3 separate regions of the Homo sapiens genome follow, and all the other regions are linked to region 1. A link is a contact called in ENCODE Hi-C or POLR2A ChIA-PET data. All regions are on one chromosome and are shown on one strand. Each heading gives the region's core, a stretch centred on a gene start or an enhancer-like site at or near the end of the contact. The rest is flanking DNA. Distances are from core to core; before and after follow the strand shown. Region 1 overlaps SFMBT2 (Scm like with four mbt domains 2). Region 2 overlaps LOC105376387 (a long non-coding RNA gene). Region 3 overlaps SFMBT2 (Scm like with four mbt domains 2).

What was found. A loop is a pair of places that touch in the nucleus more often than their neighbours do. ChIA-PET counts read pairs that join two places held with the same protein, here RNA polymerase II (POLR2A). Pooled maps may share reads with other maps.
Region 2: a pooled map shows a loop between it and region 1 (2.9-fold over the local background). The contact joins two enhancer-like sites. A Hi-C loop is called at or near these places in 2 of 37 single-sample maps with no recorded cell type and 6 of 50 pooled maps. POLR2A ChIA-PET finds 5 or more read pairs at or near these places in 3 of 52 experiments (OCI-LY7, WTC11 and activated CD4-positive, alpha-beta T cell).
Region 3: a pooled map shows a loop between it and region 1 (2.3-fold over the local background). The contact joins two enhancer-like sites. A Hi-C loop is called at or near these places in 1 of 50 pooled maps. POLR2A ChIA-PET finds 5 or more read pairs at or near these places in 3 of 52 experiments (B cell, GM12878 and OCI-LY7).

What each region holds. Positions count from the first base shown.
Region 1 is chr10:7,154,513-7,159,657 of GRCh38, forward strand. SFMBT2 (Scm like with four mbt domains 2) reads right to left here. Exons shown (of 21, transcript NM_001387889.1): 21 at 4,112-5,145. Among named protein-coding and RNA genes, the nearest start is that of SNORD129, 30 kb to the right of the region's middle. Within about 2 kb of position 2,764, at least 2 of the 41 ENCODE cell types and tissues checked have a DNase peak (open chromatin) inside an H3K27ac peak, as active enhancers do; they include B cell, where a contact is called at or near this core.
Region 2 is chr10:6,925,659-6,930,803 of GRCh38, forward strand. All of the region lies in intron 3 of LOC105376387 (a long non-coding RNA gene), which reads right to left. Among named protein-coding and RNA genes, the nearest start is that of LINC00707, 150 kb to the left of the region's middle. RefSeq lists enhancers at 2,237-2,656, 2,388-2,477. Within about 2 kb of position 2,738, at least 13 of the 41 ENCODE cell types and tissues checked have a DNase peak (open chromatin) inside an H3K27ac peak, as active enhancers do.
Region 3 is chr10:7,316,187-7,321,331 of GRCh38, forward strand. The region is part of intron 4 of SFMBT2 (Scm like with four mbt domains 2); the gene reads right to left. Among named protein-coding and RNA genes, the nearest start is that of SFMBT2, 92 kb to the right of the region's middle. RefSeq lists an enhancer at 3,170-3,239. Within about 2 kb of position 2,830, at least 4 of the 41 ENCODE cell types and tissues checked have a DNase peak (open chromatin) inside an H3K27ac peak, as active enhancers do; they include B cell, where a contact is called at or near this core.

The DNA.
Region 1 (5,145 bases), core at 1,514-4,013:
CACAAACCATCTCAGGCTAAGAAAAACCCAAAAAATTCAGAACTGAAATTCCCTTTCAGTTGAGTTCACTAAAGTTGCTGTATAGAATATTAGAATATTAAAAAAAGTAGAGTTTCAGTAATAATGAACAAAACATAACAGAAAAAAAGATAGTAAAAAATTATAAAGCATTTAGAAAACATTTAACAAAATACATGCAAGACTTTTACAGAGAAAAACATAACCTCATTGAAGGACATGTAAAATACACGAATAAATTAAAAATTATATCCTCTTCTGCATAGTCAATAGTATAAAAGAAGTCAATTGTCCCCAAATTTTTATAAATTTAATTAATACAAATCCAATCAATACCCTAACAAAGTTTTCTCTAGACTTGAACAAGTCTAAATTCATAGTGAAGAATAAAATATCAAGAATAAGCAAGACAACTTTGAATAGAAACAATAAGGCAGGAAAATTTCCTTTACCAAGTAACAGGGGTTATTAGATAGTGTGATGACAGCATTGATCAGGATAGACGCACACACCAATGAAACCAAATATTGACCTGACGTAGACCTGCACTTGAATGTAAACTTGAAATATGACACGTGGGATGGCCAGTCAATGGGGAAAGGATAGACCCTGGGCAATTAGAATAGAATAGGGCAATTTCACTGGCCTACATGTGCATTCCACATCATTGCACACTTGTCAGATTAGCAATCATGAAAAACACCACTGCATGTTGTCAAGGTGCAGAGCAGGGATGAATTTCCTATGCCAGGAGTGGAAGCTAGCGCTAACACTTTGTGTGTGTGTGTGTGTTTAGATGTAGAGTCTCACTATGTCGCCCAGGCTGGAGTGCAGTGGTGCGATCTTGGCTCACTGCAGCCTCTAACTCCTGGGCTCAAGTGATCTTCTCACCTCAACTTCCCAAGTAGCTGGGACCACAGGCAAGCATCAACATTCCCAGCTAATTATTTCCATTTTTTTTTTTTTTTTTTTTTTTTTTTTTGTAGAGATGTGGTCTCACTGTAGTCTCAAATGCCTGGGCTCAAGTGATGCTCCTGCCTTGGCCTCCCAAAGTGCTGAGATTACACGGGTGACCCACTGCACTTGAACCACTTTGGATAATACTGGTAGTACCGCCACAAAGAAAATTCTAGAGAGTTTGGGGAAAACAAAACATAAACTTTTAAAAGAAAATAAAGGAGAATATGTCTATGTCCTAGGAATAGATACGTTTTCTTAAACAAGAGAATAAAAGCAAAAACCATAGAGATGTCTTCATTAATATCATTGCCCCTACTATAAGCAGTGGCCAGTTAATCTCCCACACCCATGCCTTCCACCTGCTGTGCACTCAACCAGAAGCAAAAGCTTTAGTGACTATGATGCCAGAGTGTCAGGATTATTATCCCCTACTTACCAAGAGCAAAAGGGTCCCTACTGCTTTCAGAGAGGTGGCAATCTGACTGCAAACTCCTAGCTGAGAAGCTGTTTTATAAGCTTCTTGCACAAATTGTCTTATCTGGGCTTCAAAGATAACAAAGTCTGAGGCAAAGCATATGTGCTAATATTTTATTGTGGAATGAAACATCGAGGCAGCAGGAATAAGGGAAAATAGACATTGAGGCAGGTAGGGCTGGAAAGCAAATACCAGGTGGTACGTTATAGAGTTGACCTCAGCTTAAGGTTTCTCTCTCAAGGTTTCTAGTCAGGCTAAACAAAACTACCATTTTTCAGAATACATCATCCAGGGAAAGGGAAAGGACACTGCTGCTAGCTCCCTCCCATCTCTCACTGATCCAAGCTGGTACCCTGGGACACAAATTCTGCTTTACCTGAGAGTGGTGTCACGCAGCCCTTCTGGTTGACTGTTGGGGAAGCCAAATCCTGCACACCATGGTGTGTACTTCATTTGAATCTAAGTTTGGTGGGTAGGGCCCAAACTCTCAATGACTTAATTGGATTGGGACTGGTGGCTGAAGTTTCTGCCAAGGTGGATGTGAAGGAGACAATGGTAGTGGCAGCCAGGATGTTCCAATGAGCAAGTGCTCAAAGGCCCAGGAGTTGATGGTGCCCAGTGATGCTGGGAATCTGGTTCACTACCTCATGCTAACTCTGCCTAGAATCACACAATGTTTATCTAACATCCAATCCTCCTACCAACCATGTAGGAGTAGCACTATCCACCTCTTACAGAAAAGAAAACTGAGGCTTTGTACAACATACCTTGCACGTAGTAGAATGAGTATTTGAACCTAGTAAAAAGTGCAACGTTTGTACTCTTTCTCCTAGCCAATGTACATCTCCTATTCCAAAAATTCTAAGCAAAAGATGGCAATACCTATGATAAAAGAAATTTTGGGGTTGGTGGGAAGACATGGTGGTAGTGGTCACTGTGTGTTGATCGGACTTCAGAATAACAAAGGAAGAGTTTCCTTTTTACTTATTACTATGATGCACCATTTAGACATATTAGTTATAGAGAACACAAAACAACATACTTTGACACAACAAATGAACTGCATTAAATGGAATGTGTTATAACCCAGGCTTGGGCTGACAACATAAAAACCTCTTGATGAAACTATCCCCAAGTAAACCTTTGCATCCCATCTATTATTTTGATGTTGTATTTTCACCAAACTGATAATATGTCCAGTCTTCACATGGAATCACCCAAGGTCACATTGACATAAACGGCATTTCTTTAAACACAGTCCTTGAAACTCCAGTAAGCATCATGCTCTTTCACAGACTTGAAATAGTCACAGCACAAACCCCAAGACAAAGGGGAAGTAACTTCCAGTGAACTGAGCAAACAGCCTCACTAAAGAGCAGAAGAATTAAAAATAGGTTTTCGGTGGTAACATGAAAAGAAATACAGATTTTCTTTCTTGCCTTGATTCATTCAATTTAGAGGTGCAAAACAGAGTTCAGCTTCCACTCTCTTATATCTTTGGTCTTTCTCTTCTCAAAGATCTTCAGGTGCAAAATTGAAGTACAACCATCCTATTTACTCAGCCATTTCACCCTTTATCTATTTGCTTCCGGTGTATTTTGAGGAAATGAACAATATGTTTCCCATTTTGCCCTCTTAGGCCTCATTTTTCCTATTAAAAAAAGTTTCCCAGCCAGATGTGGTGGCATGCCTGTGGTCCCAGCTACTCAGGAGGCTAAGGTGGGAGGATCACCTAAGCCCAGGCGTTTGAGGCTCCAGAGAGCCGTGATCATGCCACTGTACTCTAGCCTGGGTGACAGTGAGACCCTGTCTCAAAAAAAAAGTTTCCATAATTAAAACAAAAGAAAAATTTCTATATGTAGAATGTGATTGCCATCAGAGCAAAAATAATATTTAAAGAGAAGTAAATGACTGCACCACTGCACTCTGGGGTGACAGAGCGAGAGCCTGTCTCTAAAAAGAAAGCAATAAAGTAAAAAACAAGGTGAAGCAAGATACTTGAAATCATCTGGGATGTATGAAAAAAAGAAATCGTTCAACACTCCTCCACCTCCGTTACCTCAGTGCTTTTTCTCCTCTTCTCCCTCAACTCTGTCCCTAGGAGATGCTTTCCTTCTCCCTTAACCCTGTCCCTAGGAGACGCTACCTGAACCTGTGGTGACAGAGGAAGGGGACAGGTTCTGCCTGCGAGAGATCCGAGAGATGGGGTAGGATGGCAAAGGTCTCTCTTCCTATCCCAACTTCATTGCCTAAAACCTATGTGTGACACTTAAAGAAAAATGATAAATGTAAATGTGGTTATTTAATTATTGCTCTCATAGTAATAAAGCAGTCTTTCTACTAAGGCATCAGGAAATCCCAGAATAACGGAAATGATTGAAAGTGGGAGGGCTAGAGGTAGTTGTGTGAGGATACACGAGAATGTTTTAACAACTAAAAAGAATAAACACAAGTTCCTCGACCAGAAAGTTCCATTCTGGAGCTAGGAGGTGACTCTGAGAGGTCACACAGGACTTTGAGAGCCGTGGTCGTTAACAACCTAGAAATAAGGCTTTAGTGTGTGGCAAAAACAAAACAAAAAATTCAGAACAAAATAACTAATGCAGACGCTAAAGATAATATTGAATGACCTTCAACACAAAGACCCAAACACCACCATAGAATTTATTTTTACTTTATTAACAATGTGGCTTACAATTTTTTTGAAGTAAAAAGGGTTTTTTTCATTTAGAATAAAAATTAAAATATAACTCTGATATAGATTTTCATTTATTTACATGAAAACATATATACAGAATACAATCTTACAGCAAACCAAAAGCATGCCCTTCGTCCTGCAAATTTCAAAAGTAATGACACCAATTTTTCCCTTTTACGCACCAAAAACATACACAAGATAGGAATCCAATTTCAATACAAACTATTCAAACTAGAATGCAAAACAGTGAAAGAGCTTTCAACAATCACGACGAGGGATAGTTGATGCTTCCAGAGATCATGCTGGCTCCTGTTTCAAGCAAGTGAGATGATTATCTTTTTCTGTCATTTAAAAAAATTTGCCTCAAATTTTTCATCCTAAGGTGATTTTTAGCCAACGATTGTCCTAGAATTTTCCTTTTTTCGTCAGCACATCGCTTCAGCCACACAAAAAGCACTGCTCTGCGTTGGTTAGGCGACACGACCGTCATACTTACTGGGCCAAATCCCATTACTTAGTGCCAACAATTCAGAAGGATTATGGCCTCTTCCTCAAACAATATGGAATTATTTGAGTTGTTACTTGTCATTGAAACTAGAGAGGTTTTAAACCAAAATTCAAGGCAGTACTCTGTCAGCAATTACAACTTTTAGGTAAATTACATGGGTCAAAAGTAGCACAATTTGATTTTATCATAGTATGTTTGGGGTATCTGCAAACCATTCTAGTGATAGAGCTATGAGAACTGGTCAACTTAAGAGTTCAACCATGTGAAAGGGAGTAATTTCCAGAAAATTCTTGAACAGAAAAGGGCAGTAAACAAAAGAATTATTGAATTATAATAGTTGCCAATACAGATTTCCTTTGCTATTTAATTATTGCACCAACGAGATATGGGCAGTATGGATATCTTGCCAACAATTTCTTCCTTAACAACTACAGGTTTCTTAATTGACTATGTTGCCTTTCAAATAATTGCACGCACGATCACAGC
Region 2 (5,145 bases), core at 1,488-3,987, 230 kb before region 1:
AGTGGCTCACACCTGTAATCCAGCACTTTGGGAGGCCAAGGAGGGTGGATCACTTGAAGTCAGGAGTTTGAGACCAGCCTAGTCAACATGGCGAAACCACCTCTACTAAAAATACAAATATTAGCCAGGTGTGGTGGCACGCACCTGTAATCCCAGCTACTTAGGAGGCAGAGTCAGGAGAATCACTTGAACCCAGGGGGCAGAGGTTGCAGTGAGCTGAGATGGCGCCACTGCACTCCAGCCTGGGTGACAGAGCGAGACTCTGTGTCAAAAAAAAAGAAAGGAAGGAAGGAAAGAAGGAAGGAAGGAAGGAAAGAAGAAAGAAAGAAAGAAAGAAAGAGAAAGAAAGAAAGAAAGAAAGAAAGAAAGAAAGAAAGAAAGAAAGAAAGAAAGAAAAGAAAGAAAAGAGAGAGAAAGAAAGAAAAAATCCAGTGACATTTATTTTACATCTATCATTTTCTTTCTAGGGCTTTTTCACTATATGTTACTATATTACTTTATTTTTCTCATTTCTATCCTTCAGGACTCTTTGTCTTTTTATCACGCCGTCGATTCTCTCTTGTGACCACTGGATTTCCTTTTCGTTTCTATGACGGTTTCGCTTTTTCTTCTATTTATTTTCTGAGTTCTCCTCATTCCTGTCTTATAACCTGCAGTTGTCTCTCGGCATTCTCCTGGAATTATTACATTTCCACTTTGTGGCATTCCTTCTTAGTAGTAATTGCTTCATTATGCTCCTTAAAATCTGGCAAAATGTTTGGTTGCAGTTCATCTTTGCTCAGTGGCACTGTTTTTAGGAGAATAATCCGTATCAGTTGGAAAGCTTTGCAGATCTTTTCCACATATTTATTCACAATAAATTTTCTTACTGTTTATCATTAAAAACTTGGTTTTTTATGACCCAGCTATTGGCAGACTAGTCCTATAGGCAGAGACAAAGCAGGGCAGTCCTGGCTTCACAGCAAAGGGCTTATTCCTTCACTGCCACAGAAACAGAATGCTCACTGTGAATATTGCTCTTCTGTGTGAGACTGGATTTCCATTTCTGGGGCCATCGTGACTTCTACCACCAGCTTTCCTTGTCCTGGCACAAGATATCCACTGTTGCAAATGAGAAATATAGCTCTTGTACTACCAGACTATCAGTTTTTGCATTTTTATGGATCTTCCTGAATTTTCCTTCTTATGAGTCCACTCATTACTCTCTGAGCTTCTGATTTTTCCTACTCTTTCCTACTGCTCTTCCTTCCATCTGCTTCTGCCTTATTTGGGGCTTTTGAAAGTCCCTACAGGTATTTTGAAGTCAGCATATCATCTGATTTCTAAATTTCATGGACAGTTGAATTTGCAGGACTTAGGAAATTCTTCTAGTTTTTTGTTTGTTTGTCTGCTTGCTTCTTTAGGAGAAGAAGGAGAAAACACTGATGGATATAGTCATGTTCATAAGAAGATCTCTTCCGAGTGTTTGATGCAACCTCTGCTTCCGCTATCCCATCTTCTCACACTCCCCTTTGTGCTAGTTCTTCTCATCTGCATGCAGCTTCTTTCCTGTCATTTGACCATCATGGAGAAGCTCTTTTTTCATGAACATTTTCCTTCTGAAAACCACATATGTCCCACTGTCAGTTTTGCACATCTATTTCATTATCAGACTTGAAAATGTATCCCTCTTATCCATTTCCTTACTTTATCAAAAATGTTGGAAATGAATAACATATGGAATGTACATTAACTTAGTTACCATCATTTTAGTTGTCCATCACCAGTACCTAATCATGATGGTTAGTTCATGGATGAATTTTCAACGAATATGCATGCAACAATGCTAGGTGTGTCAATGATGGTTCCTTGACTTAAATGAAGTATATGGTCTGCTTAAATCACCTGCCTTTTTCTGTGATCAACTAATTTAAATTAAGAAATGAAATAAAAAATTATAGCAGGGAGCCTTGAAGGTAGGTTGAAAACTGTCTGCTGAGTCAGTAGCTCTATTTTTATCCAAACAGACAAGAAGACAGCAAGCCCCTTGACTTGTGGTTTCCGTTCTCTCATTTCCTGTGTGCACCCACATGAACCATGTGCCCTCCCTGACTCCCTGCCTCCACGTCTAGAGAAGGAGGCGTGGGTCTTCTCTAATTCCCCTTGTGTGCTTGACTTGTTCCCCACCACCCAAGGGCTAAGGCTTAGGCACTGCGTTGAAAACTTCAGCACAGCAGGGAACCTCAGCCACTCTGTCTTCTATCCATCCTCCCTCATGTCTTCTCTGTACTCCTGTCTCTATCAGTTGGCACCTGGGCCTCCGCCTGCCTTCACCTCCTTGTCTCCATCCTTGCAATGAATGCCGTAGTATGACCACCTCTTCTTCTCCAGTGTAACTTCACTCTGGCACTATTTTCTGAAACTTGTGGACCCTCCATGCCACAGCTACCCTAAACCCACTCTCCTGAGAAGCCCCAGTTCCCAGAACGGAAGTCCAGGTCGGCCCTCGGCCGCCACACTTCCCTAAACAGCAGCTGCCTAAGAGTCTGTGAACCTGCACAATTTTCACTAGCAGTGTCTCAACAATTAGCCGGTGCCTCACAAGTGGGGCAGATGGTATAGCCAGGAATGAGAGTTTCATGTTTCTTCTGATTCACATGCATTCCTATCTAAAGGCTGTTTCCTTTTAGAGACAAACTAATTTTTTCTCTTTCGTCCTTTGCCTGGGCTTTATGTTTACTTCTACAAGCTGGCACTTCCGATGGTTTCTAGAGAGCTCATTGGTGCTCTCTCTCTCTCTAACACACACACACACACACACACACACACACACACACACACTATGTACACACCTCACAGGAAATGGAAACTTGTTCCCATTATGGGTCCTGAAACAAAGCTCTGTGGATATGCATGTGCTACTTAGATTTTCTATCCCAGGAAATGAGTTTAAATACCTACCTCCCCAACAAATTTTTTTTTCAGAGACAACAGACCTCGGAAGACAAGTGGAAGTTGAAACTCTCCTTGAATGCGGTTCTTGGGAGTTGGAAATCTCCATTGCCGTTGCTTCCCCATGGAAGGCTTTGCAGTGCTAAATGGCTTATCTCCATGACAACCAGAAGAGCTGGTTGTTGTTTTTTTTTTTTTTTTTTTCTGCTGGACATTTTTTTCTAGATTTTACTTCATATTTAAAATAATTAAAAGTGTTTATCTCAGTACACCACAACCAGTCATTTACTGGGCCAGTGTCAGGAGGCAGTTCACATCCGTTTGGGGTCCACTCAAACCACCTCCATGCTGTCGGCCTTCAAAGTTTCCAAGAGGTTTGGTTTCTCTTTGAAATCTGGCTTCTCACTTGCGCACTGTATAACTTTTAAACAGATTAATTTTTTTAGTTCCTTATATATAAGTTTTCTGCATGTAAAAATTTAAGATAATTTTATGTCAAGAAGAGCAGAGAAGATGTATTAGATAAAGTGTGAGAGACTGCCTGATAGAGCTGAACACATGGGAAGCATACAAAATATTCATCTCTCTGCTTATTCGTTTCCTTAGCAGAATATCTGGCTGCAGCTTACTGTAGCCATCCTGTCATCAGTTCCCAAACGGGAGGAATGCCATGGTCTCTTGACAGAGGCTCTCTTGCACTGTTGGAGGCAAGGGCCTGCTGTCCTGTCAGGTTGGCCCATTTATCCAGTTACTCGTGAAATATCTTGTTCTCTCAGAGAATCAACCGGCGGCTGTGTGCTGACTTCACAAAGAAAAATCCATTCTCTCACCAAGTAGTTGTCAAGCATAATAAAGAAAAACTGGCAGAATAATTGGGGTGGTTGCTGAGTCTAACTCAATATCGTATGAAAGAAAATATATGGAACAGTGGTGTTTAAAGAGAACTGCACACCTCTGTTTGTATGGCAGGCTCAAACACAGCCAGTCAGACGTATGTAGAGTCAAAGTGAGGAAGTGGAGGTCATTTAGACTACTGGTAGACCCAGAATTCGAGCCAAAACAGAAGCAGAAAACAGAAATAGATGCTTCAGGATCTGTCTCTCTGCCAAGCCAACCCAGCGATTCTCATCAGAAACCTCAACAAACAATTGGAAGAGAAACAGGTAGAAATTGTGGTTCAATTTTAAGGTATCATTGTGTTTATTTTGAAGCACTTTTTTCTTCAAGATGGAAATCATTTTAGTGTCTTATTTAGTTATAAATGTGATGAATACTTGCTGCAAAAACAATCAGAAGAAACAGTTTTATTGCTTTATTTAGTTAAAATGTGATGTAAAAACAACCAGAGGCTACAAAAAATAGAAAAAAGAAAAGAGAAAAAAGATGAAAGAAGGACAAGAATGAAAGAAAGGAAGAAAAAGATGAGAAGAAAACACGTGAAAGGGGTCATAGTATGCCACCCCAAAATATATTATTTTGGGACATTGATTATTTTGAGCTGTAGATGATCAAGAAACAGCAGATCCAGGAAGATTATTTAGAGCTGAAGATGATTGAGAAATAGCAGATCCAGGAAGAGCTGTCTCCCCACTTTCTATGTATATAAAAGTGGGGCATAAATTTTCTGTAAGAAAAGTACCCCCCAGGTGCCAGGAAGAGGAGAGAATTTTTGTCAGAGATGGGGAGTCGAAGCTGAGATGAATCCATACAAACAAGCCTACTAAAATTATATTTGCCTTCCATTAATTTTCCCTATGTATTTCTTAGTAACTGTCCCATGGTTTGCCTCCCCAAACCCAAACCCCTTTCTCCCTTGACTGTCCATGTCTCCATAATTTATTATTATCTGTTAAAATGATATATAGGTTCTTGTGCCTTTTCACCTCTTTGAATTCTCATTTCTTACATATGAAAGGCCCCATATACACATAAACACATTAGTATCAAATAACATTTGTATGCTTTCCCTCCTATTAACCTGTCTTTTGTCTATTTAATTCTCAGGACCAACCACAGAACCTAACAGGAGAGAGAAAAAGTCTTTCCTCCCCTATGGAAGGAAGGAAGGAGAATAAAAATAAAGCATGATTGGTAATACAGCCACTCAAGAGAAACACTGTCCATTGGCTTTTGATTACTGACCACAGTAATTTATATTCTCCAAAAAAAAACTAGTGAATGTGTTCAGCAATTAGCCCATTGGTGAAGGCATGG
Region 3 (5,145 bases), core at 1,580-4,079, 160 kb after region 1:
ATCAGAATGGCAAGAAAAACAGCAATGTTTACAGCTGGGCTAGGGCAGTTAGAAAGGCTCAGAGCAGTGCAGACCAGAAACAGCACTGAGAGCAGAGCCCAGCAGAAAAGATGCTACGGCCAAGGGATCCAGCCAGCTGGGCTAGAAAAGGCAGTGAGCGTACCCCAAAGCCATATGAGCAGGCAGGTGAGGGGCTGGGTGGAGGCTGGTGGGCCCAGCACACCCAGGAAAGGGAAGCGCCAATGGGTCAGTGATGGGCCCCGCCAGGCTGGAAAGCAGCACAAGGAACACTCAGATGAGAGCAAGGTTGGAATGAACTATGCAGGGGACGACAGGCCAGCCACGGGGTCCCCAAGGAAGCCTGCGACCTGGAGGACATTCTTCTCCCATGCAACTGAGTTTAAAACCTGGATCCACCATGCACAGGACAAGTCACTCAAGCCCTCTGTTCAGCTCTCTTTCATTCCACACAAAATATGAAGAGAAGTCTCAAAGTCACTAGCATCGTGCCTGTAAATGAAGAGGTTCCCCTTTCTGGCCTGCCAAGATGGTCTAGCATGCCTGCTCACTTCGAGGATTTCTCCAGGATCAACTCCTCTGAAAAAGATCCCCTATTGGACTCTCCATGAACCTCTTGATATTACATAGCCATAGTATGTAGGCTGGTGAACATGATAACCTCCCTCCCCACACATAAACACACACACACACACATGCAAACCACACATACATATGTGCATGCCTATGAAGTCCTTAAACTCAGGGACTATGCCTATTTGTTTCTCTATTGATAAATGTGATATCTAGTGTGTGGCAGAGCTCACAACTGTGTACTAAATGAGCACATACTTCCTTCTAAAATTCTGGTCGTGTCCCCCTCATCAGTTGCAGTCTTTGCAGGGCTTGGAAAGCACTGCTCCTTCAGGAGAGGGCTTTGTCCTCGTGCCCCCTCCCCCAGGGTCATGTCCTGAGTGTGTGAGCCTACTCAGAGGACTGGCCCACACTAAATCCATGGGCAGGACCCATGTGGGCAGCTGTGGGAAGCCACATGGTTTTATTCCTCTCATCATTCGAAAATAGAGGCAGCTTAATGGAAAAAAAAAAATCCTACAGAATTTAAGATCCTTATTTTTAATAAAAGCATCTGCTCTCAATTCCAAGCGAAGACATATCATGGCCAGCGTGGTGGCTCACACCTGTAATCGCAGCACTTTGGGAGGCCAAAGCGGGCAGATCACCTGAGGCCAGGAGTTCAAGACCAGCCGACTAACATGGAGAAACCCCATCTCTACTGAAAATACAAAATTAGCCAGGCGTGGTGGCGCATGCCTGTAATCCCAGCTACTCAGGAGGCTGAGGGAGGAGAACCACTTGAACTCAGGAGGCGGAGGTTGCGGTGAGCGAAGATCATGCCACTGCACTCGAGCCTGGGCAACAAGAACAAAACTCCGTCTCAAAAAAAAAAAAAAAAAGTACACATCAGCAATATCATAGCTTCTGGCCACGCTGACCTGGTCCACAGAGGAGAAGGTAAAAGATCTGAGTCAGATCCTTGTGTGAACCTGCGTAAGGAAAACACTAATTTATGTAACAAAATGACATGAAATATTAGGTTTCAAATTCTATTAAACCACCAAGGAAATGCACAAAAACCCCTGGTGGGCGTCATTTGGAAGACAAAATTGTATCTCTGGATGAAAAAGATATTTGACTTCGTTATAAATTCCAAAAAATCAGCAAGTCATAGAACACCACAATTCAGTATTATCCTAACCACAACTTGGGACAGTCTAAGACGGTGGCTGCAAACCACAAAGATATGCACCATCTTAAGGAAGAAATGATTTTCTGAGAACTCTAAGGAATATTGAATGGAGAAGAATTAACTGCAACACAGAAGTGTCCACTGGAGCTGGTACTTGTAGGTCTGACCATGAAATTCTGGCTAATGCTGGGAAGAAGAGAAAGTGGCAAATTCATGGGGACACAGGAGGCATTCTGCCAGAACCTTCTTGCCTGTTCTCACTGATATTCTCTGCCCTAAAGACCACGGTTTCACAACCTTTTTTTCTCTCATTATCATGCCCCTAAGAAGCCCTTTTAGATATTTGTTCTAAACACCTCCTCCTCATGAAATTGTAAAACCACAGATATCCTTCATATCTTTTTATGTGTTATACTGACATCTGTGCTTGGCACATTTTAAAAGCATGATTTTTTTTTCACCTCTTTGGAGGTGATATTGTCCCCACTTAGAAATACATGACCTGAATTCCAGGTCAGCCAATGCCCAAGTACTTGGACTTGTACCTGGCACCTGGGCTCAATCAAGAATCTTATGACTTGAATGAGTGAAATAACATTTACCTTTCATTAGCAGGAATGTAACACAGTGGCTCTGTTAAATATGCCTTGAGCCACAATATGACACATCAGTCATACTGATAGAAGAATATCCACTCAATCCTTCAGTAAATACACAGCCCAAATGCTGAGGGAACTGGAGCGAGAAAATAATAAAGGTTCGCGTCTCCGCGTCTTCTATTCTGGGCTAGGACAGACGAATGGTCAAGTGGCAAATATGTTATCAGACAATAAAAATGCTAAAAAGGGAAATAAATCTGCCAGGGTGGGGCTGATTTTATTTGTACACAATTCCTCAAATCCTCATGAAAAAAATGACATTTTAGCAGAGACTTAAAGGAATTGAGAGTAAACCATGCAATTATCTGAGGGAAGGGTGTTCCAGGCAGAGAGTGCCGCCTGTACAAAGGCCCCGGGCCATAAACCAACTTGGCATCTCTGACAAAAGGGAAGGAAGCCAAGCCCACTGGAGCAGGGCCACACGAGGGATCGCAGAAGACAAAGTCAGAGACACGGAGGCAGAGTTTCCGTGGGTGGATTCATTAACCAGGTGCACTGCAAGACATCTTTAAACTATGTCCCTCAGAACTTCTAGGCAAAGCAGTCAACATGCAAACAAAAAACGTAAGTCCGCTGGCAAGGAAGTCACTAAACCAAAATCATCAAGTTCGCAGTACTCCTGGGGTAAAAATACAGAGCTAGGAACTGTGCACATGTCTTTCTTCAAATCTTAGCAGCAATTAATTCCCCGGCGTTCTGCAAAAGCATTACTTTTGCTCATTCAGGAGAAAGAAATCCAAAGTTTAAAACTGAATACTGTCACAGAGCTGCAAACACAAGGTCCCTGAGAAAGCCAACCAGCCTATCTCAAACTGGATGGGACACAAGTCTGTTCTTAATTTGACCTAGATCTTGGGGAAAACAAACGTCCTTCACGTACAAAGGTACACTTATTTCCGGATGTCTTAAGAAATTCCCAGAGTCACAGGTATCAGTTATGGTATATCAGGAAGTTTCATTTTGTTTATTGCTGGATTTTGTAAAATCTTTTTGTAGCATGTAAGCTACAGGAATTAAACTAGGTGCTACCAAAGAGAGAGACAGAGAGAGAGAGAGAGACAGAGAGAGACAAAGACTGAGAGACTGAGAGACAGAGATAGACTGAAAGAGACAGAGAGAGAGGAAGATAGAGAGACAGAGAGAGAGAGACAGAGAGAGACACAGAGAGAGAGAGAGGGAGAGACAGACAGACAGAGACTGAGAGAGAGACAGAGAGAGACAGAGAGGAAGACAGAGAGACAGAGAGAGACACAGAGGGAGACAGAGAGGGAGAGAGACAGAGAGACAGAGAGAGACTAAGAGAGAGAGACAGAGAGACTGAGAGAGACACAGAGACTGAGAGAGACAGAGAGAGATGAAGACAGAGAGACACAGAGAGAGAGACAGAGAGGGAGACAGAGAAGGAGAGAGACAGAAAGAGAAAGAGAGAGACAAAGACAGACAGAGACAGAGAGAGAGACATAGAGACAGAGAGAGACAGAGACAGAGAGAGAGAGACAGACAGAGAAAGTCAAAGCTTGACAACGCCAACTTGGCCAGATGCATGGCTCATTACTTTAATACACTGTCATACATGCGAAGTGATTTAAATTCACTCAAGTTGCTTCCCTTTCCCATCAAACGAGACGCCTGAGTGTGCAGCTGCTGACTCTTAACAATTAATTAATGACTCACTTTTATCTAGTTCTTCCTCAAAGTACTTCCAATCATGTGGTAAGTGTTCTCTACCATCTTGCCCCGCGGTATAAATGAAACAAGCCGGAGGGTCAGAGGGTTACAGCCACTTGTTCTCCAATTCAGACAAGAGAACCAGGGCAGAGATGCTGATTCTCTAGGATTGGAAAAAATGAGCTTATCCTTTGAAATCTTCTTTCCTTCTATTTTTTTCCTGGAGAATCACTGGAGTATTTTCTTATGAAAGGAACCATTTCACTATAGGAAGTAAGATCAACAATTGCAGAGAACAGTAAAGTCACACCTGCTGAGAGCCAATATATGGAATTCCTTTTCATTCTTACCACCATTCTGGGAGGTTAAGTAATAGGAAGCACTTTTCATTTTTCAGATGAAGAAAGTAAAGTTTAAAGAGTCTAACCTCAGTGTTTTGCGGGCTGACATGGAGATTCAAGGCCCAGGGTCTTTCAGACCCTCCATGACCCACATCCTCCACTATTCAAGGCCAATTCCAAATGCCATTTTTCACTGGGAGATTAAAATTACTGACTCTGTAGCTCTAAACTGCCTGTTAAGAGAGAGCAACTCCCATCCAAGCGCATAAGGGCCTGCCAACGGCCCAGTTCCTCCACTGCTCGGAATAGTAAAGATAATTAAATAAATCGTCTAAAAAAAACACTCCTGTTAAAATTTCAGTGGCTGCTTTTCTCCATGTTGAGTTCCCTCAGGACCCAGCATGTGTTATTTTTAATTAATAATGACATGGTTTATTACAGGATTCCTCCTATATAAAACAAATTAACAATCTTTCTGCAAGGGAAGAGGAGGAAGGCTCTCAGTTAAAAAAGAAAAGGTGGATCTCTTCTTTGAAAAGGAGAGGGTAACCCTAAGTTTCACTGAGGCATTTATGAGCATCCTTTTTTTTTTTTTTTTTTGAGACAGAGTCTCACTCTGTTGCCCAGGCTGGAGTGCAGTGGCACAATCTCGGCTCACGGCAAGCTCCGCCTCCCGGGTTCATGCCATTCTCCTGCCTCAGCCTCCTGAGTA